2 separate regions of the Mus musculus genome follow, and region 2 is linked to region 1. Evidence: chromatin loops called from intact Hi-C (ENCODE). Cell type or tissue: left cerebral cortex. All regions are shown on one strand. Each heading gives the region's core, and the rest is flanking DNA. Links, peaks and the distances in the headings are about the cores only.

Region 1 (16,361 bases), core at 4,689-12,688:
ACATTTCTTCCTTCTGTTATCTCCCTCTAATCCCTCCCATATATTCCTCCTGACTCTCTAATTAATAGCCTCCTTTTTCACTAATTGTTATTATTGCATGCATATGGGCATATACATATAGTTCTAAATATAACCTGTTCATTCTTTATAATATTGCTTACATGTATGTTTTTAGGGCTGATCATTTGGCACTAGACAAGTAATTGGTGAGGTTTTTCCTGGAGAAGGCCATCTCTCCTGCCCCTGGCTTTCTCTAGTACATTGTAGGGCCTCATGGGCTTTTCCCATCCATACTGTAGAGTTTTCCATTGGTGTGGACTTTGTTTGTGTGGTCATGTTGGTGAGACTTTTTGGGTGTTGCTTCTGACAATACTAGCAGAAACAATCTCACTGCAACTCTCTGATTCTCTGACTCTTACTTAAAAAAAATTACTAAATAGGGGATTTAAATACTGGAGCTATTCAAAAAATGGCAAATAATGAAATGAATACATATATTGAGACTCCTGTCAACAACCCAAGACTTTTGTACTAAAATATAACTTATTTATGAATGTATACCTTCTACATGTGTGATTATGTGTGTATGTGAGTTTGTAAGTGTGTTTAAGTATGTGAGTATGTTAGTGTGTTAATGAGTGTGAGTGTATGCAAGCATGTGAAGTATGCATGAATGTATGTGTGAGTATATGGGTGTATGCTCCATCTAAGTAACTACTCTAAGATGACACTCTGTTATAAGTCCTAAAAGTAATTTATTTAAAAAGAAAATTGTCCCTACAGGTGAAAAAGTTTACAATTTCATGTTTAAGCTTTTCTCATTGAATATGTTTTCAAACAGAACTTTATCTAAAACAATCCCCATGGTATTCTTTTTTTTTTTTAATTGAAATTCCATGGGAACAGTTCGACTGAGTTGCCTTGGGATTACGGAGTGTTACGAAAGAGCTTTTTTGCGGCACTGGCATTTTCTGCCTATTTGTCCTGAGTACTGAGGGCAAAAGTGCATTAAGCTCTAATGAAAAGGGTAAGCAAGAAGCGTATGTCCACTACAAACATCTCTCTCGCTGGAATTCTTAGGGTTCTTTGAATTCTTTTAATGCTTCAGAGTACATTTCCCCTTTGATCACAGACACTTTCAGAAAAAAAAAAAAGAGACATCACAGTTTACGGTCTGCATGTCAGAAATCTACAAAGGAAACAACAAGGAGAATCAATTGTTGATTTAAACTGATTGAACGCCCATGTATCATAAAAAATATAAAGGGGAAGTCTTTATCTGTGTCATTTTATGTGTACATCTTGGGCAAATAGCTCTCATTTTCAATGATTTCAAATATGGGTTTGAACTGATCAATGAATATTTAGTGACAGATTTCTGTGTTCTCAGTGGAATGCAGGATGAATTATAACAGGGCAGAACAAAGCTTTGAAATCCTCACTCATCCTCCTACAGACAGCATTTCTCCTCATGTTTATTCCTGCCTCCTGAAAACTGACCTTTGCTTCATAGGTGATCTCTTTCTAAACATCGTTTCAAATAATAATTTAACACTGTGCCATTTTATGAATAGAAAGTAAAACATTTAGTAGTTTTAAAAAGCATATGTGCCTTTAAGCATATTAAGGTCTGTATGTAAATTGTGATGTTATATAGTATAATTAAATGTTTTCATATTGTTGCTAAGTAAGTCTCAAGTAAAAGTTAGTGATGGATATAATATACATTAAAAAAAAAGCCATAAAAGTAATCACAAGGCCCAAAACGAATTTGCTCTAAGTATTAGTAAAATATAATTACTTCAGGCTTTTTAATTGTCTCTTTGTTATCACAGGTAGAGAAGTATTTAAAGAAAGACTATCTCCAGAGGAGAAATTCTAGTAACATAATGTATCTATAATTAGAAAAGAGGTTGAGATACACAAATATCTCTAAATCTTGAAACACATTTTGTATATGGAGAAAGGATGTTCAATTTCCTTGCAATTAAGGCCAGTAAGATAGCAACGAAACAGCGAAAGACAATCACTGTAGTCTGCACAGGTGAGAACAGAACATGCCATTCTCCTACGACACTCGTTAGTCAGAAGTTTTAAGTTTACGTTTTACAATACTTAGAAAATCAAAATATTAAGCCTTATGAACGTATGCATTCTTTAAATCTAACATTCTGATATCTGATTATCTACTGAGCTAAAGATGATTAAAAGGCCTAGAATCTCTCTTAAATAGTCAAGAGTACCTAAGACTTAGTAGTCAAAGCTACTGTAAATGCTTTAGCCATGTGAGTGTCAAATGTAGCTATGAATCAGGATATTGACAGTGCATGTTTATTGCACTGGTAACTCAATTGAAATATGTTGGTGAGTGTAAAATCAAGGTCAAAATCCTGTGGGCCATTTCATGACAATGCATTTATTTAATTATCAGAAACATTGAAAAACAAGGTCGCTGGGCAGTGGTGGCTCATGCCTTTAAATCCCAGCACTCGGGAGGCAGAGGCAGGCAGATTTCTGAGTTTGAGGCCAGCCTGGTCTACAGAGTGAGTTCCAGGATATCTAGGGTTACACAGAGAAACTCTGTCTCAGAAACAAAACAAAACAAAACAAAACAAAACAAAACAAAACAAAACAAAACAACAAAAAGAAAAGAAAAGAAAAAAGGAAAACAAGGTCCATGTTTTTGTCATTTCTCCACTTCTAATATTCTGTTTTCTGTGGCTGCATTGATTTTGCAGCTGTTAACACTGCCCTCCCTCCTTCTCTGCATAGCCACAGCTTATGCATTGTCATTTATTTGTGTCAAATCTTTGTGTATGACTTTGCAACTTATTACATCTTGATTCATATTGGAAGCAAAGCAAAACAAATAATACATAACAAAATAGTGTCAAATTACATAATATGGTCAGGAAGGATGGGTGACTGGGCCAACAAAAGAACGGAAAGGGAATGGGCAGTGAACCTAGTGTCAGAAAGAAGAAAAGGGCTTATGCTTGAACATCTCAAAGGAGGGGCATGTAACTAGGTTTTGGTGAAAATAATGGGGCAGTGGGTGTTGGTGAGCCATGGGAATGTAGGTCACAGGGAGCTTTAACACTCTTCCAGGTCACTGGGGTGTCTGAAATTTGATCAGTCTGTGGAAGCTGTTAAAGGTGCTTATTGTTGGATGATTTGATATGATTTGTTTTTAATGGTTGCTCTGCATGACACCTGTGAAAAAGATTGTTAAATTATAGATTATTCAAATAACTGGTAGAAGAGGCGTGGCAGCAACCGAGGCAGAAGGAGTCTTCTAGGTTCTCTTTTGTGGAAGAGAAACCATGGCACTATTTATAAGTTTCAGTTTTTTCCTTTGATGGTATTTTCTAGTTTTCAGTTTCCACAAAAACAAAATAGGCAATTTTGATTTTAATACTTGGAAAATGGATGCGGCTTAAGGAGGAAAACCTCAAAGAAGGAACTGCAGAGAGTACAAATAGCATCTGGCTGTAAATTTCTGTCAACCCTGAGGTGACTGAACTCGGATTAAAACTGCCTGTTGTCCCTTTCCCCAGGTGAGCTAACACTTTGCACTCCAGTGTCAAGAATGCACTAGAAAGTGTAAGAAAAAGACACACATGTACAGGTCTTAAGAACTCAATGTTGGGAAGGTAGATGTTGGTATCATATCCTGCCAAGTTGGAGAGGCATTGTGGCGTTCCTAGAGCTTCCAGCTGAGACTTCAAATTGATTAGGATCTAAATAGCACCCCATAACTGGAGTGCAGTCAATGCTGTGACAGTCAAATGTGCAGACAAACGTAAATGGCTTCCTAGAAGATGTGCGCAGTGGAGGGCAGTTCTGAAGCCCATGCCGAAGGGATTGAGGTTGGAATCAGCCGTATGAGGTTCTCAAGTCCATTTTCCTTATAGTAAAAACATTCAAGTTTCATCAAGAAAAATCAAGATCTTTGGCAATCTTTGAAGATTTTACTCTGAAAATTTACTTGGAATGGAACCTATTGATTTGAAAGGATTGCCTTTCAAGACTTAAAAAAAAATTCTTGGAAATTCATTTCATAGGCCATTATTCTTATTAAATTAATATTTAATTAAATTACTAAATTAATATATTAAATTAATAATTTAAATTATATATTAATCACATTTTACAGAGAAGCACAGTCAATGGAATGCATGCATATTATCTCTGCTTTTTCTGTTTCTGGGTGTGGACGGATAGGAAGGTAGGTAGATGTATAGATAGATATTTACAGATACATAAGCACATATCTAGATGTTATAAGGTATTTGCTCCCATAATTGCATACAATGGCAAATCCCAAATCTAAAAGATCCACATAAGTGACAATGGTACAATTTTAATTCAAAGATGGATGGACTGGAGCCTGAACATGTGTATAACTTCAGAAGCAAGTTATCTGAAGAATCCATGGGGTTGCTATCTTTACCCTGTTAAGGCTACATGAGACTACATGAGACTCAACCTCCTACTGGAAGTCTATTGACTTTCCAAAATACACTAGTTGGAATATTTATATTATTCAAAAGCACATTCATGTTGATTTAAAATTAACCATTTTTAAAGCATAAAATATTGCACAAAATATTCTAAGAGTTCTGGGTGTTCAGAATAGCCAGGAGCATATCTCTTACTCATAATGCTTCCTCATGTGTCTGTGTACTCTCTCTGCATGCCCAGAACCCATTGATTTTACTTCCATTTACTTGTTTTCCTTTTCCCGTAACTTTATATGCATGAGATTTGAATAGCTGGCTTCTTTTACACAGCCTACTTTTTCTATGATTCATCCAGCCAGTTGTGCACATTGTTGATAGTGTATTTGTCTTATTGGCTAATTTTCCATCAAAAATCCCTCTCTGTTTTTCATTCATTCACATGTTGATCTGCTTCAAGTTTTCAGTATAATAGAAAGTATAACGAACAGTGTTATAGAATTTGGGAGACAGTTACAAGCTTCATTTTGCATCTGTGTAGTTGGCTATCACTGCCTATCAGTGAATTTGCTTCATGCCAAAGTAGGTAATTTTATATTCATAGCATGTCACCAGTTTTCTAAAGGATCATACTAACCATACATATGTTCTTAGCACATCTATATATTTACCAACCCAAGGCACTACCAATCTTTCTTGTTTGATTTTTTAGTTTAGTTTTTTCTTATTAATTAATTTTTATACAATTGGATGCATAAACAATGCATATCAAATTCTCCCACCTCCTACCTCCCTGCTACCCCATATACTACAATTCCCCTCCACATATATCTTTCATGTCTATGTCTGTTTTGTGACTCACTGACATTATCCTGTGTTAGCATGGGTATGAAGCTCTCTTTTGGAGTCTTGTGCTCTCAGGAGAGAATATGCAAATGGGGGCAATCGTTCCACATTCCCAGAATCTATCATTGGCTAATAGTTCAAAGTTAAGGGCCACATCACTATGAGCCAAGTCCCCTTCCTTGTCTAATTGCTGTTAGGATCAATGTTGTATAGGTCCAGTTCTGGTGGCCACAGTTTTATTTATTCATGATTATCATAATTTTATCAAGTCTAGAAAGTAGAATTTTTTACCTTTACACAGTGCCTTCTGGACCTTACACATTTCCTGTTCTCTCTTATGTAACGTTATCTGAGTCTTAGAGGAGGTGACTTTAGTCGTTCTAGTAAAATTATTTCTTACTGAATTTTTTTTGCATTTCCACAAGGACTGCAAATACTATTGTTAATAATATTTACTGATAATAATATTACCACATATTAAATAAGAATATTGTTAAGTATTAACATAGTCTACATATTGGGAAATCATTTGTCTATATTTTACTTGACTTTTTAAAATTGAGGTTTTGAAGAATTTTTCTGCAAATAATTAATATTCATAGTCTTTAAAGATATTGAAAACCAAAGGACTCAAAAGCTTGATACATAACTGCATTACAATTTTTTCCACATATCAAGCTCTATTTGTAGATGACAAACATATTTTTTCTTGTAGTCCAATGTGCATTATCTGTAAAACTTCTATTAATCTCTGTGTTTTCTCCATTCCAATAACATTTTTTTTTATCCCTAGTACGTTACTTTGTAGTGGAAATGATGGTTTTAAGGTATGAAAGTAGTTGACATTTTACAAATATTTGTTCTTAGATGAAAATGATTTTGCTGTGAAAGGCTCCTGCAGTACTCCTGCAGTAATGAATTGAACAGAATAGAAAATGCTGGTTAGAGAAATAGTTGTATCAGTTTTACCTGAATCATCACATAGGAAGTGGGTGTAGTGGAGTCTGCTTCTACTGTGATATTTCTAACAATTTTCTTGCTTTCATCTTATCCTTTCTGTAACCTCAAGATGTGTGTTAATAACATCTGTTTTGGGCTTGGTTTAAATTACTAGGTAACAAAGAAGTGAAGGTAAATGACAAACCAAGGGTAGATGCCTCTAATGGCCCATGCATTGTGTTGCAGACTTGACATATATCTCTTTAAATTGTAATCCATATGGCACATCTATGAGCAAAACATTGGGTATTAGATTCTATAGAGAAGAGAATTAGTATTAAGATAATTAAAGTAATTTATCCAAAATTTTATAGCTTAGTAGCACAACTGGAATTTGAATCTAGATTAATGGACACAGAATCAGCACAGGTTTAGGATGAAAAATACATTGTAATTCTTATGTTTTTGCTTAAATTCTGTAACAATTACATTATTTGAGAGTTTGTGTGTGTGTTTCACATATTTTGATTGCTCTTCCCTGTACTCTCTTTTATGTCTCTCCTATCTCTATCAGTAGTCTCTTGACCAGTTCATTTACCAGATTCATGACATTTGATTTTGTTTTGTTGTTCTTTTGGTCTAACCAGAGACATCTGTGTGACCACAAGATTGGAATTTTCTATTGAGGGTAGTGGGGTCATCTGTGGATACCCAACAAAAGGCAATACTTCCCCTTTCCCTCAAATCTATCAGTAGTACACACACTAGTGGTGAGAGTAGAGTTGCAGGATCACTTTCAATACATGCTTGGCTTTTAGAGATCTTATTCTTGTGCAGTCTCAGTGAAATCATCTCTAGCTATGAGTTCCTGACTGAAATGGCTATGTCTTGCCCCAAAGGTGGTGTTTCATAGCCTCCTTCCTTATCTTCTGGCTTTTACCTTCTCCCCATTTCCTTTATAGCAATGTTCCCAAGCCTTAAAGGGATTGGTTTAAATGTCTTATTTATGAAGCACATATCAATCAACAATTCTTAGCACTTTGTATAACCATAGATCTCTTCATTCACCATTATTCATCTGAAAGGTGGCTTCTCTGATTAAAGCTGAGAGTAATGTTTGACAAATGGTATGAACAAATATTAGAGGACCACTTAATGCTATGTCAACTTAATAAAAATATGAAGTGATATTTAATTTCCCTGTAGAGTCAGTGATCTTCGTGGCCATGGGCTTTTACCAGGTTTCCAGTATCAATCACAAATTCCCTCCTTTGTAGTGGGTCTCAAACCCTGTCAGAGAGTAGTTGGATACCTCTATAATAGTACCATGGAGGAAGCAGGGGAAGCCCACAGTGAAGCAGGACTTGAGTGAGTATGTATGTTGACATGAGCTAGCTATGCCAACCATCTCAGACCCTTAGATGCATGCAATGAAGGAAAAGCCTTTACCCTGACAGTAGGACTCAAATGGAAATGGCAAAGCCTGTCCTACTGACCCATCTGTGAATTTCAATAGTGTGTGCAGTAGATGTCCACCACAGTTTTCTCTTCAAGAAATTTTGAAGTCTGAAAACTGCTCACCAACACAGACTGCTAATTAGTTGAATCTGTTCCCTGATCCAGTTGTGTATCCTGAACCTTCCCCCATTTAATATTTGTGAACAATAACTTGTGTCTTGTACAGCTCTATGAAAAACCCTCACCTCTCTGTTCAACTCTATATGTAATAAATATGCGGAGCTTCTACATTGAGTTTTTCCACTAACATCCCAGTCCACTAATCATACCTTTCTGTCTATATTTGTCTTTTCTTCATTCTCCATCACTTCTGTCAGATCTGCTCCTGCAGTCATGTTAGATGTTTCGATGTGACAGATTTGTGCACATGAATATGTATTCTTAGATTTATCTATTTAATGTGTATCTGCACACTGTACACTCTGTTTGGTGTCCTTGGATACCAGAAAAGAGTGTTATGTCCCTAGAATTGGAGTCACAGGTAGTTGTAATTCACCAGGTAGGTGCTGGGAATTGAACCCAGATCTGTAACAGTATGTTCTCTTAACCCATACCTACAGCCAAGTGAGCACATCTTACCTGGCAGAGTTGGTTTTGTTCATAGGGTTCAGAGCTTGGTATTATTATTATTATTATTTTTTTTTTTTTTGAGGCAGCATTTCTCTGTATAGCCCTGGCTGTCCTGGAACTTACTCTGTAGACCAGGCTGGCCTCAAACTCAGAAATCCACCTGCCTCTGCCTCCCAAGTGCTGGAATTAAAGGGATGAGCCACTACTGCCCAGCTGCTAGGTATGATTCTTGATGTCTTTTCTCTGTCAGCAGTATTTATACTACCTTCTGGGACTATGAAAGCTAGCCAGCAATGAGCAAGCTTCTGGTTCAGTTCCAGCTTGACTGTCTATATCATGCACTGAAGGCATGTGGTGTCTTCAGAAATAGTCTTTTTCTAGATCTGGTGTACAGTCAAGAAAAAGAACAAAAGCCTGGATTATTTTGGGGGACTTTTAGATCCTGTGAAAAATACCTCATAAGAAGATATCTCACGGCACAAACCCCTTCCGCTCCACTTGAGCCCCGGGCTACCTTGCCAGCGGAGTCTTGCCCAACACCCGCAAGGGCCCACACAGGACTCCCCACGGGATCTAAGACCTCTGGTGAGTGGAACACAGCGCCTGCCCCAATCCAATCGTGTGGAACCTGAGACTGCCGTACATAGGGAAGCAGGCTACCCGGGCCTGATCTGGGGCACAAGCCCCTTCCGCTCCACTCGAGCCCCGGGCTACCTTGCCAGCTGAGTCGCCTGACACCTGCAAGGGCCCACACATGATTCCACACGGGATCCTAAGACCTCTAGTGAGTGGAACACAACTTCTGCCAGGAGTCTGGTTTGAACGCCAGATATCTGGGTACCTTCCCTGCAAGAAGAGAGCTTGCCTGCAGAGAATACTCTGCCCACTGAAACTAAGGAGAGTGCTACCCTCCAGGTCTGCTTATAGAGGCTAACAGAGTCACCTGAAGAACAAGCTCTTAACAGTGACAACTAAAACAGCAAGCTTCAGAGATTACCAGATGGCGAAAGGCAAACGTAAGAATCATACTAACAGAAATCAAGACCACTCACCATCATCAGAACGCAGCACTCCCACCCCACCTAGTCCTGGGCACCCCAACACAACCGAAAATCTAGACACAGATTTAAAAACATTTCTCATGATGATGATAGAGGACATCAAGAAGGACTTTCATAAGTCACTTAAAGAATTACAGGAGAGCACGGCTAAAGAGTTACAGGCCCTTAAAGAAAAGCAGGAAAACACAGCCAAACAGGTAGAAATCATTTAAGAAAAACAGGAAAACACATCCAAACAGGTAATGGAAATGAACAAAACCATACTAGAACTAAAAAGGGAAGTAGACACAATAAAGAAAACCTAAAGCGAGGCAACGCTGGAAATAGAAACCCTAGGAAAGAGATCTGGAACCATAGATGCAAGCATCAGCAGCAGAATACAAGAAATGGAAGAGAGAATCTCAGGTGCAGAAGATTCCATAGAGAACATCGACACAACAGTCAAAGAAAATACAAAATGCAAAAGGATCTTAACTCAAAACATCCAGGTAATCCAGGACACAATGAGAAGACCAAACCTACGGATAATAGGAATTGATGAGAATGAAGATTTTCAACTTAAAGGGCCAGCTAATATCTTCAACAAAATAATAGAAGAAAACTTCCCAAACATAAAGAAAGAGATGCCCATGATCATACAAGAAGCCTACAGAACTCCAAATAGACTGGACCAGAAAAGAAATTCCTCCCGACACATAATAATCAGAACAACAAATGCACTAAATAAAGATAGAATGTTAAAAGCAGTAAGGGAGAAAGGTCAAGTAACATATAAAGGAAGGCCTATCAGAATTACACCAGACTTTTCACCAGAGACTAGAAAGCCAGAAGAGCCTGGACAGATGTTATACAGACACTAAGAGAACACAAATGCCAGCCCAGGCTACTATACCCGGCCAAACTCTCAATTACCATAGATGGAGAAACCAAAGTATTCCACGACAAAACCAAATTCACACAATATCTTTCCATGAATCCAGCCCTTCAAAGGATAATAAAAGAAAAGAAGCAATACAAGGACTGAAATCACGCCCTAGAACAAGCAAGAAAGTAATCACTCAACAAACCAAAAAGAAGACAGCCACAAGAACAGAATGCCAACTCTAACAACAAAAATAAAAGGAAGCAACAATTACTTTTCCTTAATATCTCTTAATATCAATGGACTCAATTCCCCAATAAAAAGACATAGACTAACAGACTGGCTACACAAACAGGACCCAACATTCTGCTGCTTACAGGAAACCCATCTCAGGGAAAAAGACAGACACTACCTCAGAGTGAAAGGCTGGAAAACAATTTTCCAAGCAAATGGACTGAAGAAACAAGCTGGAGTAGCCATTTTAATATCGGATAAAATCGACTTCCAACCCAAAGTTATCAAAAAAGACAAGGAGGGACATTTCATACTCATCAAAGGTAAAATCCTCCAAGAGGAACTCTCAATTCTGAATATCTACGCACCAAATGCAAGGGCAGCCACATTCATTAAAGACACTTTAGTAAAGCTCAAAGCACACATTGCACCTCACACAATAATAGTGGGAGACTTCAACACACCACTTTCTTCAATGGACAGATCGTGGAAACAGAAACTAAACAGGGACACAGTGAAACTAACAGAAGTTATGAAACAAATGGACCTGACAGATATCTACAGAACATTTTATCCTAAAACAAAAGGATATACCTTCTTCTCAGCACCTCACGGGACCTTCTCCAAAATTGACCATATAATTGGTCACAAAACAGGCCTCAACAGATACAAAAATATTGAAATTGTCCCATGTATCTTATCAGACCACCATGGCCTAAGACTGATCTTCAATAACAACATAAATAATGGAAAGCCAACATTCACGTGGAAACTGAATAACACTCTTCTCAATGATACCTTGGTCAAGGAAGGAATAAAGAAAGAAATTAAAGACTTTTTAGAGTTTAATGAAAATGAAGCCACAACGTACCCAAACCTATGGGACACAATGAAAGCATTTCTAAGAGGGAAACTCATAGCTATGAGTGCCTCCAAGAAGAAATGGGAGAGAGCACATACTAGCAGCTTGACAACACATCTAAAAGCCCTAGAAAGAAAGGAAGCAAATTCACCCAAGAGGAGTAGACGGCAGGAAATAATCAAACTCAGGGGTGAAATCAACCAAGTGGAAACAAGAACTATTCAAAGAATTAACCAAAGGAGGAGTTAGTTCTTTGAGAAAATCAACAAGATAGATAAACCCTTAGCTAGACTCACTAAAGGGCACAGGGACAAAATCCTAATTAACAAAATCAGAAATGAAAAGGGAGACATAACAACAGATCCTGAAGAAATCCAAAACACCATCAGATCCTTCTACAAAAGGCTATACTCAACAAAACTGGAAAACCTGGACGAAATGGACAAATTTCTGGACAGATACCAGGTACCAAAGTTGAATCAGGATCAAGTTGACCATCTAAACAGTCCCATATCACCTAAAGAAATAGAAGCAGTTATTAATAGTCTCCCAGCCAAAAAAAAAAAAAAGCCCAGGACCAGACTGGTTTAGTGCAGAGTTCTATCAGACCTTCAAAGAAGATCTAATTCCAGTTCTGCACAAACTATTTCACAAAATAGAAGTAGAAGGTACTCTACCCAACTCATTTTATGAAGCCACCATTACTCTGATACCTAGACCACAGAAAGACCCAACAAAGATAGAGAACTTCACCAATTTCTCTTATGAATATCGATGCAAAAATCCTCAATAAAATTCTCGCTATCCGAATCCAAGAACACATTAAAGCAATCATCCATCCTGACCAAGTAGGTTTTATTCCAGGGATGCAGGGAGGGTTTAATATACAAAAATCCATCAATGTAATCCATTATATAAACAAACTGAAAGACAAAAACCACATGATCATCTCATTAGACGCAGAAAAAGCATTTGACAAGATCCAACACCCATTCATGATAAAAGTTTTGGAAAGATCAGGAATTCAAGGCCCATACCTAAACATGATAAAAGCAATCTACAGCAAACCAGTAGCCAACATCAAAGTAAATGGAGAGAAGCTGGAAGTAATCCCACTATAATCAGAGACTAGACAAGGCTGCCCACTTTCTCCCTACCTTTTCAACATAGTACTTGAAGTATTAGCCAGAGCAATTTGACAACAAAAGGAGATCAAGGGGATACAAATTGGAAAAGAGGAAGTCAAAATATCACTTTTTGCAGATGATATGATAGTATATATAAGTGACCCTAAAAATTCTACCAGAGAACTCCTAAACCTGATAAACAGCTTCGGTGAAGTAGCTGGATATAAAATAAACTCAAACAAGTCAATGGCCTTTCTCTATACAAAGAATAAACAGGCTGAGAAAGAAATTAGGGAAACAACACCCTTCTCAATAGTCACAAATAATATAAAATATCTTGGCGTGACTCTAACTAAGGAAGTGAAAGATCTGTATGATAAATCTTCAAATCTCTGAAGAAAGAAATTCAAGAAGATCTCAGAAGATGGAAAGATCTCCCATGCTCATGGATTGGCAGGATCAACATTGTAAAAATGGCTATCTTGCCAAAAGCAATCTACAGATTCAATGCAATCCCCATCAAAATTCCAACTCAATTCTTCAACGAATTGGAAGGAGCAATTTGCAAATTCGTCTGGAATAACAAAAAACCTAGGATAGCAAAAAGTCTTCTCAAGGATAAAAGAACTTCTGGTGGAATCACCATGCCAGACCTAAAGCTTTACTACAGAGCAATTGTGATAAAAACTGCATGGTACTGGTATAGAAACAGACAAGTAGACCAATGGAATAGAATTGAAGACCCAGAAATGAACCCACACACCTATGGTCACTTGATCTTCGACAAGGGAGCTAAAACCATCCAGTGCAAGAAAGATAGCATTTTCAACAATTGGTGCTGGCACAACTGGTTGTTATCGTGTAGAAGAATGCGAATCGATCCATACCTATCTCCTTGTACTAAGGTCAAATCTAAGTGGATCAAGGAACTTCACATAAAACCAGAGACACTGAAACTTATAGAGGAGAAAGTGGGGAAAAGCCTTGAAGATATGCGCACAGGGGAAAAATTCCTGAACAGAACAGCAATGGCTTGTACTGTAAGATCGAGAATTGACAAATGGGACCTCATGAAACTCCAAAGTTTCTGCAAGGCAAAAGACACCGTCAATAAGACAAAAAGACCACCAACAGATTGGGAAAGGATCTTTACCTATCCTAAATCAGATAGGGGACTAATATCCAACATATATAAAGAACTCAAGAAGGTGGACTTTAGAAAATCAAATAACCCCATTAAAAAATGGGGCTCAGAACTGAACAAAGAATTCTCACCTGAGGAATACCGAATGGCAGAGAAGCACCATTGTTCAACATCCTTAATCATCAGGGAAATGCAAATCAAAACAACCTTGAGATTCCACCTCACACCAGTCAGAATGGCTAAGATCAAAAATGCAGGTGACAGCAGATGCTGGCGAGGATGTGGAGAAAGAGGAACACTCCTCCATTGTTGGTGGGAGTGCAGGCTTGTACAACCACTCTGGAAATCAGTCTGGCGGTTCCTCAGAAAATTGGACATAGTACTACCGGAGGATACAGCAATACCTCTCCTGGGCATATATCCAGAAGATGCCCCAACTGGTAAGAAGGACACATGCTCCACTATGTTCATAGCAGCCTTATTTATAATAGCCAGAAGCTGGAAAGAACCCAGATGCCCCTCAACAGAGGAATGGATACAGAAAATGTGGTACATCTACACAATGGAGTACTACTCAGCTATTAAAAAGAATGAATTTATGAAATTCCTAGGCAAATGGATGGACCTGGAGGGCATCATCCTGAGTGAGGTAACACATTCACAAAGGAACTCACACAATATGTACTCACTGATAAGTGGATATTAGCCCCAAACCTAGGATACCCAAGATATAAGATACAATTTGGTAAACACATGAAACTCAAGAAAAATGAAGACTGAAGTGTGGACACTATGCCCCTCCTTAGAATTCGGGAACAAAACACCCATGGAAGGAGTTACAAAGATAAAGTTTGGAGCTGAGATGAAAGGATGGACCATGTAGAGACTGCCATATCCAGGGATCCACCCCATAATCAGAATCCAAATGCTGACACCATTGCATACACTAGCAAGATTTTATTGAAAGGACCCAGATGTAGTTGTCTCTTGTGAGACTATGCCGGGGCCTAGCAAACACAGAAGTGGATGCTCACAGTCAGCTAATGGATGGATCACAGGGCTCCCAATGGAGGAGCTAGAGAAAGTACCCAAGGAGCTAAAGGGATCTGCAACCCTATAGGTGGAACAACAATATGAACTAACCAGTACCCCAGAGCTCTTGACTCTAGCTGCATATGTATCAAAAGATGGCCTAGTCGGCCATCACTGGAAAGAGAGGCCCATTGGACATGCAAACTTTATATGCCCCAGTACAGGGGAACGCCAGGGCCAAAAAGGGGGAGTGGGTGGGTAGGGGAGTGGGGGTGGGTGGGTATGAGGGACTTTTGGTATAGCGTTGGAAATGTAAATGAGCTAAATACCTAATAAAAAATGGAAAAAAGAAGATATCTCACTTCTAACACTGATATATATATATATATATATATATATATATATATATATATATATATATATATATATATATCAAATTAGCTTAAGAGTATGGCCAGGTTTGTTCAAAATGGATGCCTTTTAATGAAACAGTTAATAATCCAATAGTTGGCCAATCCACAAGACCAAATGTGTCAGTTGGTCTTTAATGTACATTGGAATCCCAAAGAAGTAGCTTCTTACACCAGTGATAGAATGAGAGAAAGAGAGAGAGAGAGAGAGAGAGAGAGAGAGAGAGAGAGAGAGAGAGAGAGAGAGAGAGAGGTAAGTAAGTAAAAAGCAAACGCTTCCTTCTTATTTGCTCTAAGTGGCTGCCACCAGAAGATGTGTCAGATATTTTGTCTATCAGGACTCAAGATAAAGTAGAGCATCTAAACAAAATGAGCAAAAAAAATATTAAAAGTCCACAGGGGAAAAAAGACAGGAAATGTGAAACACTATAAAATGACCAATCTTCAAATTATAGGAAATTTCTATACAATTATGTATTTTCTATTAGATACACACCTTAACTTTAAAGATAGGTACACTATAATGTGAATGAATGGTTATAGTATTCAAATAAAATGGGCCAGGAGACAGACATTATTCTATATTTATATCCCATATTTTTTATCATTATCCTAATATCAGAAAAAATAGAGTTCAATTTAAAAATATGAAGACACAAAGAATGAGACTTCATTGCAATGAAAACTACAGTTAACCAAGGAGACATTAGTATCCTAAACTTATGGGCACCAAAATTTGGTGCACCCTACTTTGTAAAAAAGTATACCACTAAAATTGAAGACACAAGTCCATATCAACCCAATAAGAGTAAGTGATTTCAATATCCTACGTTCTCCAATTGAGAGGTCCTCTGGACAAAAAAATTACCAAAGAAACATCAAAATTAAATGTCACTAGACATCAAAAGGACATAATAAGTGGGTACAAAATAATCAGCCTGAACAACAGAGAGTACACATTTTACTAAGAAGAACACAAAGGCTTTTCTTTCCTCTTTTGGTTCATTTATTTTTTTCTTTTTTTTTAAAATTATTATTAGGTGTTTATTTCATTTACATTTCCAATGCTATCCCAAAAGTCTCCCACACCCACTCCCCCACCTATCCACTCCCACCTATTGGCCTTGGCGTTTCCCTGTACTGAGGCATATAAAGTCTGCACGACCAATGGGCCTCTCTTTCCACTGATGGCCGACTAGGCCATGTTCTGATACATATACAGCTACAGACATTAGCTCTGGGGGTGGGGGGGGGGGTTATGGTTAGTTCATATTGTTGTTCCACCTATAGGGTTGC
Region 2 (16,361 bases), core at 5,309-13,308, 180 kb after region 1:
TCAATTCATCAGGATCCATGACAGAAATCCTGGGCATGTATTTGTAAACCTTGTTTTGCAGGAGGCACACAGGAGGATGAATGGACGTGCTTGGCTAGTTAGACTGGTTAATAGGTAAGCTTCGGCTTCTGTGAGAGACCTGTCTCAAAAAATAAGGTACACAGTAACTGAGTATAACATCGAGCTTTATCTGTGGTCTCCACATGTATGTACACACGAGTTTCTATCCACAGGCATTCACAGGTACACAACCACCCAAAGTGCATACGTTTATCACATATCACATTTATCACATATCCATACAAAGATATTTATTGACTGAATGAAAATATTTTTTTTCTCACTGTTCTAGTTATCCTTTTTTTTTTTTTTTTTTCCTAGACTGGCAAGAGACAATTCTTATCACAGTAAATGTTCAGAATAATGTGTGTTGTGGATTGTGCATTTGTGTTTGTGTGCCTGTGGTGAGGTACACAGATGTTCACGTGGGTGAGTGCTCACATGTACAGCTCACATATGTACATACACGCACATGCATATGGAGGGCAGAGCTTGGTGTCAGATACTTTCCTTTATTGCTTTGTGCCTTAGATTTCAGAACACAATTTCCCACTAAACATGGTGCTCACTTGTTTGGTTGGGCTGCCTAGGCAATGATCTCTAGGGATCTTTAATATCACTAAAGTAGGGGTAGCAGACTATGCCCCCAATGCTTAGGTTTTTGTAGAAGCTGGATGGAGGTCTGGACTCAGGGCCTTCAGCTTCCACAGCAGGTACTTTACTAACAGTCATCTTTCCAATTTCTTCTCAGAATATTATCTTAGGAGTAGATTCAGACATTTAAGTTGTTGACTAGGTGGTAATTCATTGCTCCAGCCGGTACTGCTATGAAGTTGTAACCTTCTCAGGCTACACTGAATTCTCCTGTTACTTGTGAAAGCATCTCTAAGCAAGGGAAATAGGATTTGTTTGCTTTTGTTTTATAGATGGAGAGATAGGCTGAGGCCACTTAGAACACTGACTCGAGAGAGTCAAGACTAATGTAAGATGCCTTGGCAGAGAATTGCACCTCTTCCCACAGAGTTCAGAAGAGTGTGAGACTTTGCAAGCAGCATAAATTATTTAATGACCCAGATGCATCTTTTTTGCATCCAGATGAAGCTGCCATGGTTTTGCTTTTCTTTCTTTCTTTTTTTTTTTTTTTTTTTTGTAGTTGTAATGAAAGCGAGAGAGAGAGAAAGAAAAAAAAACTAGTGGCAACTGGCAAGAAAAGTATTTGACTTATAAAATGTGTATAAGCTTATAAAAAGTTCAGACATTTCCTCAGATTTCAGGAGTCCCCTTTATTTTATTTTATTTTTTTGCTATTCTCACATATAATCTCTCACAGAGTCTAAATATGAAGGTTTGGGTTTACCCAGTTTTCTTATGCACTTCAGATATGTTGAGTTGAGAAATACAATAAGCATTTGTGTGTGTGTGTGTGTGTGTGTGTGTGTGTGTGTGTGTGTGTGTATGCACACACTATCTAAATCAATAGTACCTGTGAAGTATACACTGGAATATAGAATTGTGAGTTACACATTCCTATTCTTACTGTGCATAAGGTGATGTGCGTTACTGAGCGAGCTCTGGTTTGACTAAGCCACTCATGGGCCCAGTTATCTTACTCAGCTCTGACTTCTGAGTCTCTACACCATTCATTAATGGATTTTTACGTGGATAGAAAAATGTGCTTTAGAGTTGTTGAATAAAACTGGGGGTTTAAAGAATTCAAGAATACGGGGAGAGATGTAATTATTAATGATATTTTTCAAAGTGTTTTTTAATTTCTCTTCCTTACTGTTTTATTTTTCTTTTCTTCTGAACTGAAAGAAATTTTAAAAATAAAATTATGCAGTGTTCTAATCAGGGTTTCTATTGCTGTGATAAAGTACCATGAACAAAAACTAGCTGGGGAGGAAAGGGTTTATTTGGCTTACTCTTCCACATCATAGTCCATCAGGGAAGTCAGGACAGTAACTCAAACAGGGCAGGGTGCTGCTGACATTCTCGCTCCCTGTAGCTTGCTCAGCCTGCTTTCTTATAGATCCCAGGACTATCAGCCCAGGAATAGCACCACCCATAAAGGTCTATGTAGGGAGCCGCCCTCACATTCGTTGTTACAAGATGGCGCTGACATCCTGTGTTCTAAGTGGTAAACAAATAATCTGCGCATGTGCCAAGGGTAGTTCTCCACTCCATGTGCTCTGCCTTCCCCGTGACGACAACTCGGCCGATGGGCTGCAGCCAATCAAGGAGCGACACGACCTAGGCGGAGGATAATTCTCCTTAAAAAGGGACGGGGTTTCGCCATTCTCTCTCTTGCTCTTGCTCTCTTGCTCTTGCTCTCTTGCTCTCTGGCTCCTGAAGATGTAAGCAATAAAGCTTTTGCCGCAGAAGATTCCGGTTTGTTGCGTCTTTCCTGGCCTGTCGCGAACGCGTGTAAGAGTCTAGGCCCTCCCCATCAATCAATAATTAAGAAATTTCCCTACACTACAGACTTATCTCCAACCCAACCTTATACATTTTCTCAATTGAAATTCTCTCCTCTCAGATGATTTTTATAGTGTGTCATGCTGACAAGAAACTTGCTAGAACACACAGGAAAAGAAGGATTTGTAATGATATTTTTGAAACCCATGAAACAGCATGTTCTTCCCTACCTCTTTCTACCTTTCTCTTCCTCTCTTCCTCTGTATCATTCTTTTTCAAGCTAGTGAGCCACATCTTTTCATGATTTAAACTCATCAAAAATGGCAGTTGTCATGATTCTACCCAAGAATAAATCTTATCTTTATTTGATTTTTCATTTTTGAACATGCTAGAACACTCATGATCTTTTCTTATATTTCTAAAAATGAAAAGCATTCATAAACTAAAGACACTCTTGTTTTGAAATTTTTATTGATAATTTCATACATGAAATTATAATTATACTATTTCTACGTTACCTCTCCCCCCTCCAACTTCTACATTCTCACACTTCCTGTTGAATTAGTGATGTCTTTATGTTAACTATAAATTAATATAAATAATATAATATATAGATATAATATAAATAATATTGATTCATATCTGTATTTACATATGTATATGTAAACTGCTGAGTTGATTTCATGCTACTGCTCACACATGCATGTATATTTTGGGATGACTAATTGGGTTTGGATAACCCAGGGGTCTCATCCCTGGAGAAGACCAATAATTCTACCCTTAGCATCCATTGATTGCAGGTAACTCCTAATCAGTTGGGGTTTGTGAAATTTTCCCCATGTATATTTACATGTCAACTGTATCGTATTTCTTGTTTCAGTAACTATGTTTTTAAAATTTCATAAGTACAATTTCCTGTCTAGGGACATTATCTCCCAGAAAATGTCCTGTTCTCTGGTTCTTAACATCTTTCCATCCTCTCTTTTGAGATTTTCCTCTGAACTGCAAGTGTAGGGGCTAGAGTGTAGATAGATAAGTCTGGGTTAGATTCTCCATAGTTACTTGTTTTCTGAATTTTGACTGGTTGCAGATCTCTGTAAAGGTCTCTTTCTGAAGGAGCTGAAGGGGTCTGCAACCCGATAGGTGGAACAACAATATGAACTAACCAGTGCCCCCAGAGCTTGTGTCTCTAGCTGCATATGTAGCAGAAGATAGCCTAGTCGGCCATCATTGGGAAGAGAGGTCCTTTGGTCTTGCAAACTTTATATGCTCCAGTAAAGGGGAATACCAGGGCCAAGAAGTGGGAGTGAGTGGGTAGGGGAGCAGGGCAAGGGGAGGGTTTAGAGGACTTTTGGGATAGCATTTGAAATGTAAATGAAGAAAATATCTAATAAAAATTAAAAAGTTTAATTAAAAAAGGAAAAAAAAAAGAAAGACAAAACAAAACAAACAAACAAACAAACAAACAAAAAAACCCAACAAAACCTGTGTCCAGGTCTCAATGTGGGTGACCTAGACAGGGTCCCCATGGAATTATAGGACATTAAACAATCTTTGAAAAATGATAACCCCAAATTACTCCTGTCTAAAAGAAATGCAGGGACAAAAATAGAGACTGATCAATGGCTAACCAGGGACTTGCCCAACTTTGGGTCCATCCCATGGGCAGGCACCAAACCCTGACACTATTATTGGTACTATGTTGTGCTTACAGACAGGAGCATGGCTGTCTTCTGAGAGGCTCTATCAGCAGCTGACTGAGACAGATGCAGATACTCACAGCCAAGCATTGGACTGAGATTGGTGACCCCTATGGAAGAGACAGGGGAAGGATTAAAGGAGTTGACAGGGATGGTAACCCCATAGAAACTGTAACTGTGTCAACTAACCTGGATCCCTGGGAGCACCCAGAGATTAAGCCATCAACCAAAAAGTATACAAGGGCTGGTCTAACACTCTCAGCACATATGTAGCAGAGGACTACCTTGTCTGGCCTCAGTGGGAGAGGATGCCCCTTATCTAGTAGAGACTTGATGCTTCAAGAAAGTAGGACAACCAGGGAAGGAGGAGAGGCACTGTCCCAGAGGGGAAGGAGAAGGTGAATAGGGAGAAGAACTCTAAGATAGGGGACCAGGAGGGGGCCAACTTTTGGAATGTAAATAAACAAAATAATGAAAAAAGAAAGAAAGTTGTGTAATCAAAGGTCATAGATACCTTTACTTGTGGGTATAAGGATGGACATTTAGAATGAAGTTAGACTTTATATTAGTTTAAGAAAATGACTTGGTAGAGTCTTCTCTGGAATCTATGATCCCTGTAACTTAGTGCAGTTAGCTAAGTGTGTAGCATCAGGCTGGTATGAAAAAAGCCAGTGGTAGATTCTCCCCTAGGTTCTCTGAACTCTCCAGCTATGGGAAGGTGTTCAGGTCTACAGAATCAGGCTGGTACGGAGAACAGCAGTGGTAGATTCTCTCCTAGATGCTAGGAAATTGGCAAGCTGCTTTAGAGTATCAGTCTGTACAGAATAGTTTTGCAGAACCCTATGTTCTGTTACTTCTCCAGCCATGAGCAGTTGGCCAGATTAACAGCACCATTGTGAAACAATTTTGCACAACTCTCATTTTAAATTTACCCTCCCATATCTCCCATTAAGTGGTCTAAAGTAAAGATATGCTTCTTTTGTATTCGTCTACACAAAAGTTCTGAGAATCCAGTAACATCTTAGAATCCTGTTAAGTTCTTTTGAACACATCTAGTTTTTCAAGTTTCATAAAACAGCAAATAAAATCGCATTTGTTGCAGGGCCTGGTGAGGCTCTGCGTCCTTGCAGACCTCTGGCTCTTAGAGCCTGACTGTAAACTTCAACAGAATCTGAATCCTTGGGTATATGAATGGATCTGTGTAATACGTATTTTGTTTCTGGCGAGGTTATTCATGTAGCTAAGTCTGTAGCATCAGGCTAGTTTCTGTCTGTGCTTTAAATTTAATTGACCATGCTAAGATCTTGATTTATTCTATTTCTAATAATTGGAAACTTGAGTCAGTGTAGATTTGATTCATTATAGTTCTTTTCTAGTTCTTTCCCTAAAGTTGTTGCCTGTCTATGGAATCCATTCTCCAACAGACCTGCCTTGTCTGGCCTCAGTGGGAGAAGATGTACCTAACCTTACAGAGACTTGGTGTGTCAGGGTAGGGAGTTACCCAGACAGGGCTCCACCCTCTCAGGAAAAAAAAGGGGTGGGGAGAGGGATGGGAGGAGGGACTCTGTGATGGGGGCAGGGAAAGGGGGCAGGACTTGGGATATAAAAAACAAAAAAATTAAAAAAATAAATTAAAAAGACAAGAAAGAGTTAGTTAATAATTAAATATTTAGTGAAACAAGGAAACCATCTCTCTTTTTTCTACTTCCCATCTTTTTAGGTGTACATGTCTTTTGCACTTTTTACTTATAGAAGAATTTTTATCTGGCTTTCAGATACCTTTGACAATGATGCAGTGAATTAGTAAGTGTTATTCCTTTCTGGGGATGAGATCTTACCTTAATCTTTCCTGAACAGTATAACCCACCTGCTTCTCAGGCTCTGGTCATTATTGATTGGACCATTGTATTTTCATCTAACTTATTAGAATAATATATAAAAATAGGTATTATGTTTCCATAAATGTATTTATTATATTAATATCAGATAATTGTATTTTAATGGAAATACCAGACATACATATATTTTAATAAAATTAAAAAGAAGTCTGGTATGGTAACATATGCCTTTAATCATAACACTTGGGAGGCAGAGTCAGGCAAATCTCTGTGAGTTCAAGCCTAGACAGTTCTACATAACGAGTTGCAGATAGCCAGAGCTATTTTTTTATTGGATATTTTCTTTATTTACATTTCAAATGTTATCCCCTTTCCTCACCGCCCCCCCCCCCAGAAACCTCCTAGTCCATTCCTCTCTCCTTGCTTCTGTGAGGGTGTTCCCCCACCCACCTACTCCCACCCTACCCTAGCCAGAGCAATTTAAAGAGAATCTCTCTCAAAAGAAAAAAGAAAAAGAGAGAAAGAGTCATGTTCATTTAAATAAGTACATAATTTAAGCAATACATAAATATACAAACTCACATTCTTCATAAAACTTTTTAAAAACTATTACAAGTTCATATTGACAGTTCCACTTGCATTCTGTCACTTAAGTACTACAGTGTTCTGGCTTAAGAAATTATGAAAAAAAATCAATGATGCCTACATTGAATGTCAGAAAGAAAGGTACAGTGATTCTCAAGTGACTTTGGATGACTGCGAAGTTCTCTAACCAGTTGGGAGTAGAGAGAATCACAAATTCTTTGTACAACAATTATTATCATCTTATGTACAAAATGAGGCACTTAGAAAATATTTCTAATAAATCCACACATGCTTTGTGCAGTACATTGCGGTCCACACAGAAAATGACACTAAGAATACTGATTTAATACAGACTTGGGGTGGTTGAAGGACAGATATATAGTGTTAGGTTGGTTCAAAGATAAAAAGAGAAAATGCATCAAGCTGGTTTCTGTTCTCCAAGAGCTTCCAATGTAGAGAAAGCTTAAGCTGCACAGGCTGTGGCTATAAACAAAGCATTTCCAGTCTAATAACTCACAAGTGTAGTGCGTGCTTTTGAACATCAGCACAGGTATCAAGTCTGAGTGGCTAAAGACACTAGATTGCACTGAATACAACAAATAATATTGTTGAAGAATTTTTCGTTAGTTTGAAGAAAACCATATACTCTTGGAAGTTATATTCCTTAAATCGGGCAGAAGTCGCCAAACCTTGCAAAGTAATATCTTAATCTTCTTAGAGGAAGAGTGCATGGAAGTTCTCAATTAACATGTTGCTTACTGAATGAACCAAAGATAACTATCCATCCATATGAGAAACAACTGTTCATGTTGTATGTCCTGTGCTCATAACCATTGAACATATGCAAATAAATGACATCTTTAGTGAGTGAAGATGTTAGAAAAAGTTGGGTGTGGGGAACAGTTAGGTAGTCATGAAGGCTAGTGCATTGGGTGTAGCTAACTCACAGTTAAATATGCCAGCATCTTTTAATGATTGATATATTTATTAGGGGAAATTTGGTTTGCATTATACATCTGCTGTCAAATGATTGGGATGATTTGGGAGAACATATATGTCCCCGGACATGTTTTTTTTTTTTCTCTCTCTCTAATTGCGCTTAGCAGTAATACACTTTGCAGTGTGTTTCAGTTGTGCGGATGCTTAGCTTTCCCTCACTGGAATCCAGGGCCATCTGTAACTGCTCCCAATGGTGACTGGGCTTCCTTTACATAGCTCCCTGGATCATATTATATTTTCTTCCTACATCATGGGAAAGATCCCAAAAGGCTGAGTATTTTCAGAAGTCAGTTGGAATCAGGCATTGGGTTAGCTTGATCTGGGTGTTGATTTTTTTTTGTAAGCTTCTTCTTTATGACTCAGGACCAAAATGAAACAGATGGTAGGCTGAGGAATGAGGAGGCTGTCAATAGATTTCTTTCCAAAAAGATTTGGTGCTAACATAATATACTCAAGAGACTGGAGCATCTTGGTGTTACCAAATATAGAAAATAAAGATGACACTGATTATTTTATAATTTATGTGCTGATTGAAAGAAAACCGTGTTTACTTGGGCTGATTTATAGTTGCTCAGTATGGTGTAGAAATGTACATATTTTAAAAAGCAAAATTAGCTTCTGTGTTTATGCATATGATTTTAAACTCATGGCTAATATTTTTTCCTCTGAATAATAATTTTTAAAACTCAATTCATTCTGTAATCTCATTAGGTATATTTCTTGTATGTATTGATATATAGGAGTCCATATACAAAACAATTTGTTTGTTACATTACAGAAATAGTGAATTATTTCCAGTATAAAAACTTTCATAGTTGATTGAAAAATAAAATGTTACAGTGTTCATAAAAATATTTCTACAGAGTTGAGTGCTTGCCATTTGTTGGAGTCAGAACAAATCACTAAAAGCACTCTTTTAATATATGGTTTTTCTTTTGCTTATGACTGAGAATCAAGTGTTTATGTCTACAGACCCTTTTCAAGATTTTATTACTGTATATCAATGGTGTAAATTAAACCAGTTCTAATGTGCATACTTTCGGTTGTCTTTGTCCTGCTCTTGAAACTAAATCTAAATTATTTCCCATCTTTATCCTTAAAATGTGTCTGCTTTATCCCTTGACAGATATTATAGACACTGACTGTTGGCATGCAGCTTCTTTTCTGACTCTAAAGCATTGTTGACCTCAACATTTGTACTTGTGGGTGTTATTCTGTAATAGGAAATTTGCCACTACATTTCCCTAAGGACAATTTTGAAATTAGTGAAAAAAAAAAAAAAACCAGGTAGTATTTTTCAGACCTACATATAAAACCACGTGCTCTCAGGACTAGGGTGACAAGAAACAGAGAAAGAAGTATGTTTTTCAGATCTACCTTATATAGTGGTAAGAAAAGCTCCGATAGTTGAATGTGGATGAACCAGAACATTTGGTAACACAAAGGAAAACAAACAAAAATCCTTGAGGGTGGTTCAATCCTAGAACTTTAACTAACAGATCTAAAATAAAATCCATTCCCTTTCCTACTCTTTGTGTGGTTACAGCCATGTTGTAGATGCTGGGAGCCTATTTTCTCCTTCCTGCAATGAGGAAATAGTCATACCATTTGTTAAGCTTGCCAAGAGTCTGGGAATATTGTACACAAAGAAGAAACCATAAGGGTTGAATTTTCTATGTATTCCCACACATAGCAGGTAGTCAGCACCTGAGACAAGTAACGATCACGTGACAGACGAAGATGACTCTGTGCTGGTTTTTCCACTTTTCTCAAGTTTTACCTAGTGGTACAGGAATAAGAACATCAAACATGACATCTGATTTTGATTTCGGCAACTTTAAACATATTTTTCCACTGTAACCATTTCTGTGATTCAAATGTAGATTAATTCAATGTGCTTCTTCGAGCATACTTTGTGAAAATGGATGAAGTAAACCAGTGGGTACCTGAGGCTTCCTTCTGCAGCTGTAATAAAATAACCTATGTTCATTTTTGCAGAGTGATAGGATATTGACATCATTGTAGAGCTAGAATGAAATCAGAAAAATAATTGGTCTTCAGTTACAGGGAAACAATGACAAGTCCAACTGTCTGGAGAGAAAGAGATTCTGAGTGGAGAACTGAGACAAGAGAGCCAAACCCATTAGTGACCATTCTTGTAGTTCACTTTTCCTTAACTTCATTTACTTTTTGAGATATTTGACAATATTCTTTATAAGTTGGTCTAGGTTAGCAGGTTCTTTTCTTCCTTTCTATATTGTAACAAATCTGAACATATTTAAATGCATTCCATTAAAATCTTTTGGAAGATAATTAAGCTCCATCAGTAAGAAACAGCTTTATGTACGTTTTCTCTGTGTAAGGCAGAAATGATTTCAGCTGGAAAAGTGCATCTAGTCAGGCTGTTGAGAAAATGTTTAATCTCAGGCTACAGATAAAATGGGAGAAGAAAGTGCATGAACAAGAGGTATATATTGAGAGCCTGCAGTTGAAGAGTTCTCCTTATTTGTTTCCTTTTTATTCCCCATTAATTTATTTGTTCACATTACATCCTGGTCACTGCCTCTCTCCTCTTTTCCCAGTCCCACCTTTACAAATTCCTCCCCCACTATCCATCCCCTCCCTTTCTCCTCAGTGAAGGTGAAATCCCCTTAGGTACCAGCTGGCCCTGGGACATCAGTCACAGTAAGACTAAGTGTATCCTCTACCTGATAAGGTCACACTAACCATCCCTCTATAGAAAGGGGATCCAAAGGCAGGCAACAGATACAGAGATGGCTTCCATTCCAATTGTTTGGGGACACACTGGAAGACCAAGCTGTACATCTGCGACAAATGTGTAGGGGGACCTAGATCCAGCCCTTGCATACTCTTTGGTTGATGGATCAGTCTCTGAGAGCCCCCACAAAGTATACAATGTACCACTTGTGTTTAGTAACACTTAGTAACAATATGAATATTTATAAATTTTTCCTAAGTATAAAAGCTTTTGATTGCTTCAATTCAATTTTTGAAAGTATCTTTTATAATTCAGTTGAAATACAATTTATGCTTTTAGTAAGTGTAAAATCTTCATAATACATATCTCTCACACTTGTTAACACAGTGCTCCAAGTCTAGAACCAATGATCATTTAATGTTGTCCTTTCTACCTATAGACAGAGCTATTCAAGTGACAGGGTATTTGATTCAGTGCACAGTGTATCCTAAGTGTGCTGCCGCTTGACAGCTTGTTATACAGATCTTCTCATCTTTAAAGTTAACTTATACAGCATCTTTCTTAAAGCTAGGGACCATTCTTTATATCAGCATACTCCTCATAGGACAGAATCCTAGGGGCTTTAGCTTTAAAATCCCCCAAAACATAAGAAGTTCAATAATATTGGTAAAAACACTCATTTTGCTTTTGCTTGAAGATGACTATGGATCTTACTACTTCAAAGACAGTCAACGCATGCCTTCTTGGAGATAAAAGATTGCTCAATTTCCATAACCATGAAGGAGTTGTTTTTTTTTTTTTCTTTCTGTTAATCTACATTCTGTATACTTTTAACACATAGCTTCAGCACTCACATATAGGACTAAATACATTACATTTTATTCTATTTCCATGTAACATTTTTCACAAATATAAAATATTAAATGTCTAGGTCCCAAAAGTTTTCCTTTAAAGCAGCAGACAGGATTAACTAGAGTATTCTCCAAGCTGCAAGGCCAATGCAATGAATAATGAAAGGATTCCCTCCCTTTCTTCTGTGGATCATAGATGTGTACCAGTGCCGGCTCACTGTCCCCCAGTCATGGTACTTGGCTGTTCAAAATGCTGCAGGTGAAACTCTCTTGCTCTCTTTGAGTCATTTGGTATCTCTCTGTGCTGTGTTGATCAAGTTAGTTTTTTTATGTAATAATCTTCCTACTTGGGTGATTTTTTTTCCACATAGTAGAAAAGGCAATTAAATATTGCCTATGGTTACAGAGTGCAGAGTTTGGAAGTGGATTCCCTCACATCCAAGCTCAGCTCCTCACTCAGTTGACCACCCTGCATTTGTCAGTGACGTAGGGGTAACTGTTTCATAATTGCTACATCAGGTACAGGTAAAACACGTGAAACCCATTCTCTTGCTCCATTAATCCCATTGCTTATCAGGAATGACCTGGCCATAAAAACAAGGTAGCTAGCCGGGCAGTGGTGGTGCACGCCTTTAATCCCAGCACTTGGGATGGCAGAGGCAGGCGGATTCCTGAGTTAGAGGCCAGCCTGGTCTATAGAGTGAGTTCCAGGACAGCCAGGGCTAAACAGAGAAACCCTGTCTCAAAAAACCAACCAACCAAACAAGCAAACAAACAAACAAAAAAACCTCAAAACAAACCAAACAACCCCCCCCAAAAAAAAATCCACCCAAAACAAAACAAAACAAAAAACTAAACAAACAAGTAGCTTTATTTGAATAAACACTTTTGTAGGGATAACCATTATTTGTTTTTCAAAATAATCAGCCACCATTAGTCTCAACAGGTACAGCTGAGGCTGACACACTCATCTTAGAGAGCGGGCTGCTTCACAGCTTGTGCAGATATCAGCCTGCACTGCCTTCTGTTGCTCTTCTTTTCTTTCCCGGAGAGCTCATTGAACATATAGCATGTCTTTTCTTCCCTCTGGAAAAATTAAGTTTTTCTTTTGTTTGTTGCTGTTTGGGTGTTTTTGGTTGGTTGGTTGGTTGGTTGGTTAGTTAGTTGTTTTGTGTGTGTGTGTGTGTGTGTGTGTGTGTGTGTGTGCTTACATAGGAATGCATTAGATACTTTATCTACTTTTTTAAGATTAGTTCATCTGTGAGTGAAGGTCCAAGTGAATGAGTGTTGTTGACATGGGCAGAGCCACATAAAGGACCCACGTGAGTGGCACACCTTCCCCAGGTGAGGTTAGAGAAGACAAAGCCTTCCTTGGAGGTCTGAGTGCAAATGATCGAGCACTGTGCATGCAAACCACAACCGCAGCTTCTCCTCCCCAACACTGCTGACCGACACAGACCTCTCACAGACACTGGAGAGCCCCTCCTACAGTGCTGTATAGATGCCCTGAGAGCCCAGATTGTTGTGGTAATTGGTGTGGCACAATCAGAGAGCACTAGGCCCACATGATACAAGCCTTTTTGAATCTGGGTGTCTCAAGATTTCTTTTTTCCTTTTTTTGAAAAGATTTATTTATTTATTTATTTAATGTATGAGTGCTCTATCTGCATGTATCCCTGCATGCCAGTAGAGAGCATCAGATCACATTATGGATGGTTTTGAGCCACAGTGTGGTTGTTGGGAATTGAACTCAGGAACTGTACAAGAACAGTTAGTGCTCTTAATTACTGAGACATGTCTCCAGGCGGTCCATATTAGTTTTTACTGTCTGTTTCTTCTTTGCTCCCTGGTCATCATGTCAGGATTCTAGGAGAAAGGCATATAAAAACAGAACCAATGTTGTTATGTATCCATTTTTCATTATGAAAATATTTATTCACTTTCAGACTTCTGTTGTTAATAATTGCAATAATGTTTGGAACACTTTATGTATCCGGCTATAGCACATGGAAGTCAAAAGCAGTTATCGAATTAGTTTGATATGAAAAACTCATTCTTTCTCACTGCTTAAAAAGCAGTCTTCTGTAATCAGTATATTATCTCTGACAATAGGCTTGCTGTACTGACCTCCGTTCTGGTTGTCACTTGAAGGGTCACTAGCCCACCAGAGCATGTGACACTGGGCAGCCTTGCAATTCCCCCTATTTCCTCTGCCTTGCTAAGAACTGATAGATTGCATTCCAAAACCTAGTCACCAGGACTATTCCCTTATTTGGCCACTTCCTCCTCCTGAGACTGACCACTAAGATCCAACTATCAAAATATTGAAGTTCAGCAATCAAAATTCCCCTTTGGTTCACCAAATTAACAAGCCAAATTAAAACTAAACACCTAACCTTAACAAGGGGGTTTCCTTTTTTATCTTTATTAACTTCCATTTTCCTATATGACAGACACGCCTGTCTCCTATCTATCTATCCCTTGTCCTTCCCTGTGTCAAACATCCCTTCCCTCTCTCCTTTTTCCCTTCCCCTTCTCCCTCTTCCTCTATCTCTTGCCTTTGTCTCTTGTTATCTGCCCCCAGTCCTTCTGAGACAAATAAATGTCCCTTGTGCTGAGCAGTTGGTCTTGGAGGTCCTGAGCCGATGCTAATCCTTTCAGTGATTAGTTTGTCTTATTCAGTTTCCAAGTGATCCTTAGTTTGAACCATTATGATTCTGATCCTCTTTTGCCTCAACCATCCTCCCTTTCTGCATGCTCCATAAAATTCTTTATTTAAATTCCCTTATTTTTGACATTATAATTACATCACTTCTACTTTCCCTTTTCACCCTCCAAATCCTCCCATATACTCCTCTTCACTCTTTCAAATTCATGATTTTATTCATTACTTGCTGTATATTTTTATATGCATATACATATATAGTCCTAAACACGTAAGTACCATCTGCTCGGTCTGTATAATATTACTATTCTGTATGTTTTCAGGGCTGCACATTGATTGGAATTGGAAAACCAACTGATGTGATCTTCTCTGGGGAAGACTGTATCTCTCTCTTTTAGTATTCCTTAGTTGCCTGTAGTTCTTTGTGTAGAATCAAGGCCTTCTGGGCATTCCCTGCCTGAATTAATATGTCTATTTCTTCTAAAGACTAGGATAAGATCTAGTGTTCCACAAGGAATTTAATGCTTTTGACTATTCATAGCACATTGGTAGCACTTGTCTTTGCCTGATTAATGCTTGGGCATTTATATATGACATAAATGTCTTGCTACATGCCCTGTGCTGAGTATATATGTCTTTAGGAGAGATAACTCCTTCCTGTTCCTGAACTACCTTTGCATACATGTTGTCTAAAGAAACTGTAGGATTATCAGTCTGGTACAGTAGCCCTGTATTTCAATAAATTCCGTAGCTATGTTGTCCCCAACACCTGACCCTGGAGAAGGCATAAACCTCTCCATGAACACATTCAAAGTCTGAAAACTGAGTTAGCGTAATATGTACATAGTTTAGCAATTCCCAGAAACTAGTTTTTTTCATGTATTTTCGTCATGTCTCAGATATATTTATTTATTTTTGGTTGTATCCCCCAAATCGCACTTTTTTTTTTCTGTCTTATTTTAGATACCGTAATAAGAACTTTCAGAGTGTGTGCAAAGCTCTCGGTGGGAGTCCTAAAAACTGATTGTTCTGGGTGTTTTCATTTTCCCGGACTTTGCTGTTTGGAATTACTTTAGACACCTGGATAGTGCAGGGATTTTGAAAGAGATTCAGAAATACCACTTAATTCAGCTTCTTTTTTGAACTGAAGCTTGCAAACAAAAAAGGAAATTGTATGTATTTCCTCCAATGAAAAGTAGAATGGAGAAAGACTTCAGGCAAAGACTGGGTTTTAAAATACTCAGCATGTGTTACATTTGAAAGATTCTCTGCTAGAAAGTACGAAGGAGAAAGAGAAGGCAGAGCAAGAAGGGGGAGATGAATGGAGATACCTGTAGGGGTGACAGAAGAGCTTCCTTTTAATGCCTGGCTAGCTTTTAGTTCCTTCACCTAAAAGGCTGACCTCCCTATCTACCCTGGAGGTTTGGGGGATTTCTTGTTTTTACTTAAACCAGGCTGGATGAGTTCTTGTTGCTTGCAAACCAAAGAGCCTTAACCTATTCATGCTGCGTTGGGATCAAAACAAAATGGATAACTCAGAATAGCATAAGTTGATAGAGTTGTACTGATGTTATAACACCAGTATTTTCGAAAGGTGTCCTCGTTGTAATCACACAGGGAGAAGTTTTCTGTCTTCTGTAGGTATGAAGGAGCAGGAAGGGCCTGATGCTCCACCACAGAGACACAGCTGGGAGGAACACCTCTGAGAACTGCAGAGGTATGCAGGAGACAGTTAAGGAATTTGTCTCAGAGCAAAACTGATTGTAATGTGTAATTGGAGCTATCACAAGCTTGTGACTCTGAATTTTATGTGCATGCCAAATCAGCATCTGCAGATTATTATTGATTAATATAATGAACTGATATAGCACACCTACCACTGAGGCCAAGATCCCACTACAACAATATTGGATATTGAGCGCATGAAAGAGATAAACTAGACTATGCCATAATAGATCACTTCTTTGGCCCCACTAAGAATTTTACTTAGTTCTTAGTGTATATAATTACCAGCCAGTTATAGCATAGGCTGGAATTTACATAGATCTTTGTGAATTTGACTGAAGTTAACTATAAGTTTGTCATCTTGTATTAACAATAAAGTTTTCTCATAAGATTATTTTATTATATTTTTTATTATTGGGTATTTATTTCATTTACATTTCCAATGCTATCCCAAAAGTCCCAACACCCTCCCACACCCACTCCCACCTGTACTGAGGCATATAAAGGCTACACAACCAATGGGCCTCTCTTTCCCCTAATGGCCCACTAGGCCATTTTCTGATACATATGCAGCTAGAGACACAAACTCAGGCAGGGTGGGTACAGGTTAGTTCGTATTGTTGTTCCACCTATAGGGTTACAGATCCACCCAGCTCCCTGGGTACTTCCTCCAGGTCCTCCATTGGGGGTCCTGTGATCCATCCAATAGCTGACTGTGAGCATTCACTTCTGTGTTTGCTAGGCCCCAGCATAGTCTCACAAAGGACAGCTATATCAGGGTTCTTTCAGCAAAATCTTGCAAAT

What was found. Hi-C counts contacts between places; a loop is a spot of excess contacts. Peaks named below come from ENCODE experiments on the same cell type or tissue, not always from the same donor. Only the 100,000 strongest peaks of a DNase experiment are listed, where the experiment ranks them.
Region 2: a loop joins it to region 1, with 4 times the contacts of the local background. A loop is called at or near these places in 2 of 42 quality-filtered maps.

The regions. Positions count from the first base shown.
Region 1 is chr2:43,498,665-43,515,025 of GRCm38, reverse strand. No RefSeq gene overlaps it. Among named protein-coding and RNA genes, the nearest start is that of Kynu, 48 kb to the left of the region's middle. In left cerebral cortex, for the core only: no CTCF peak of the experiment used is centred there; a DNase peak (open chromatin) is centred at 8,638.
Region 2 is chr2:43,315,571-43,331,931 of GRCm38, reverse strand. No RefSeq gene overlaps it. Among named protein-coding and RNA genes, the nearest start is that of Gm30225, 200 kb to the right of the region's middle. In left cerebral cortex, for the core only: no CTCF peak of the experiment used is centred there; DNase peaks (open chromatin) are centred at 7,887 and 9,209; H3K27ac peaks cover 852 bases.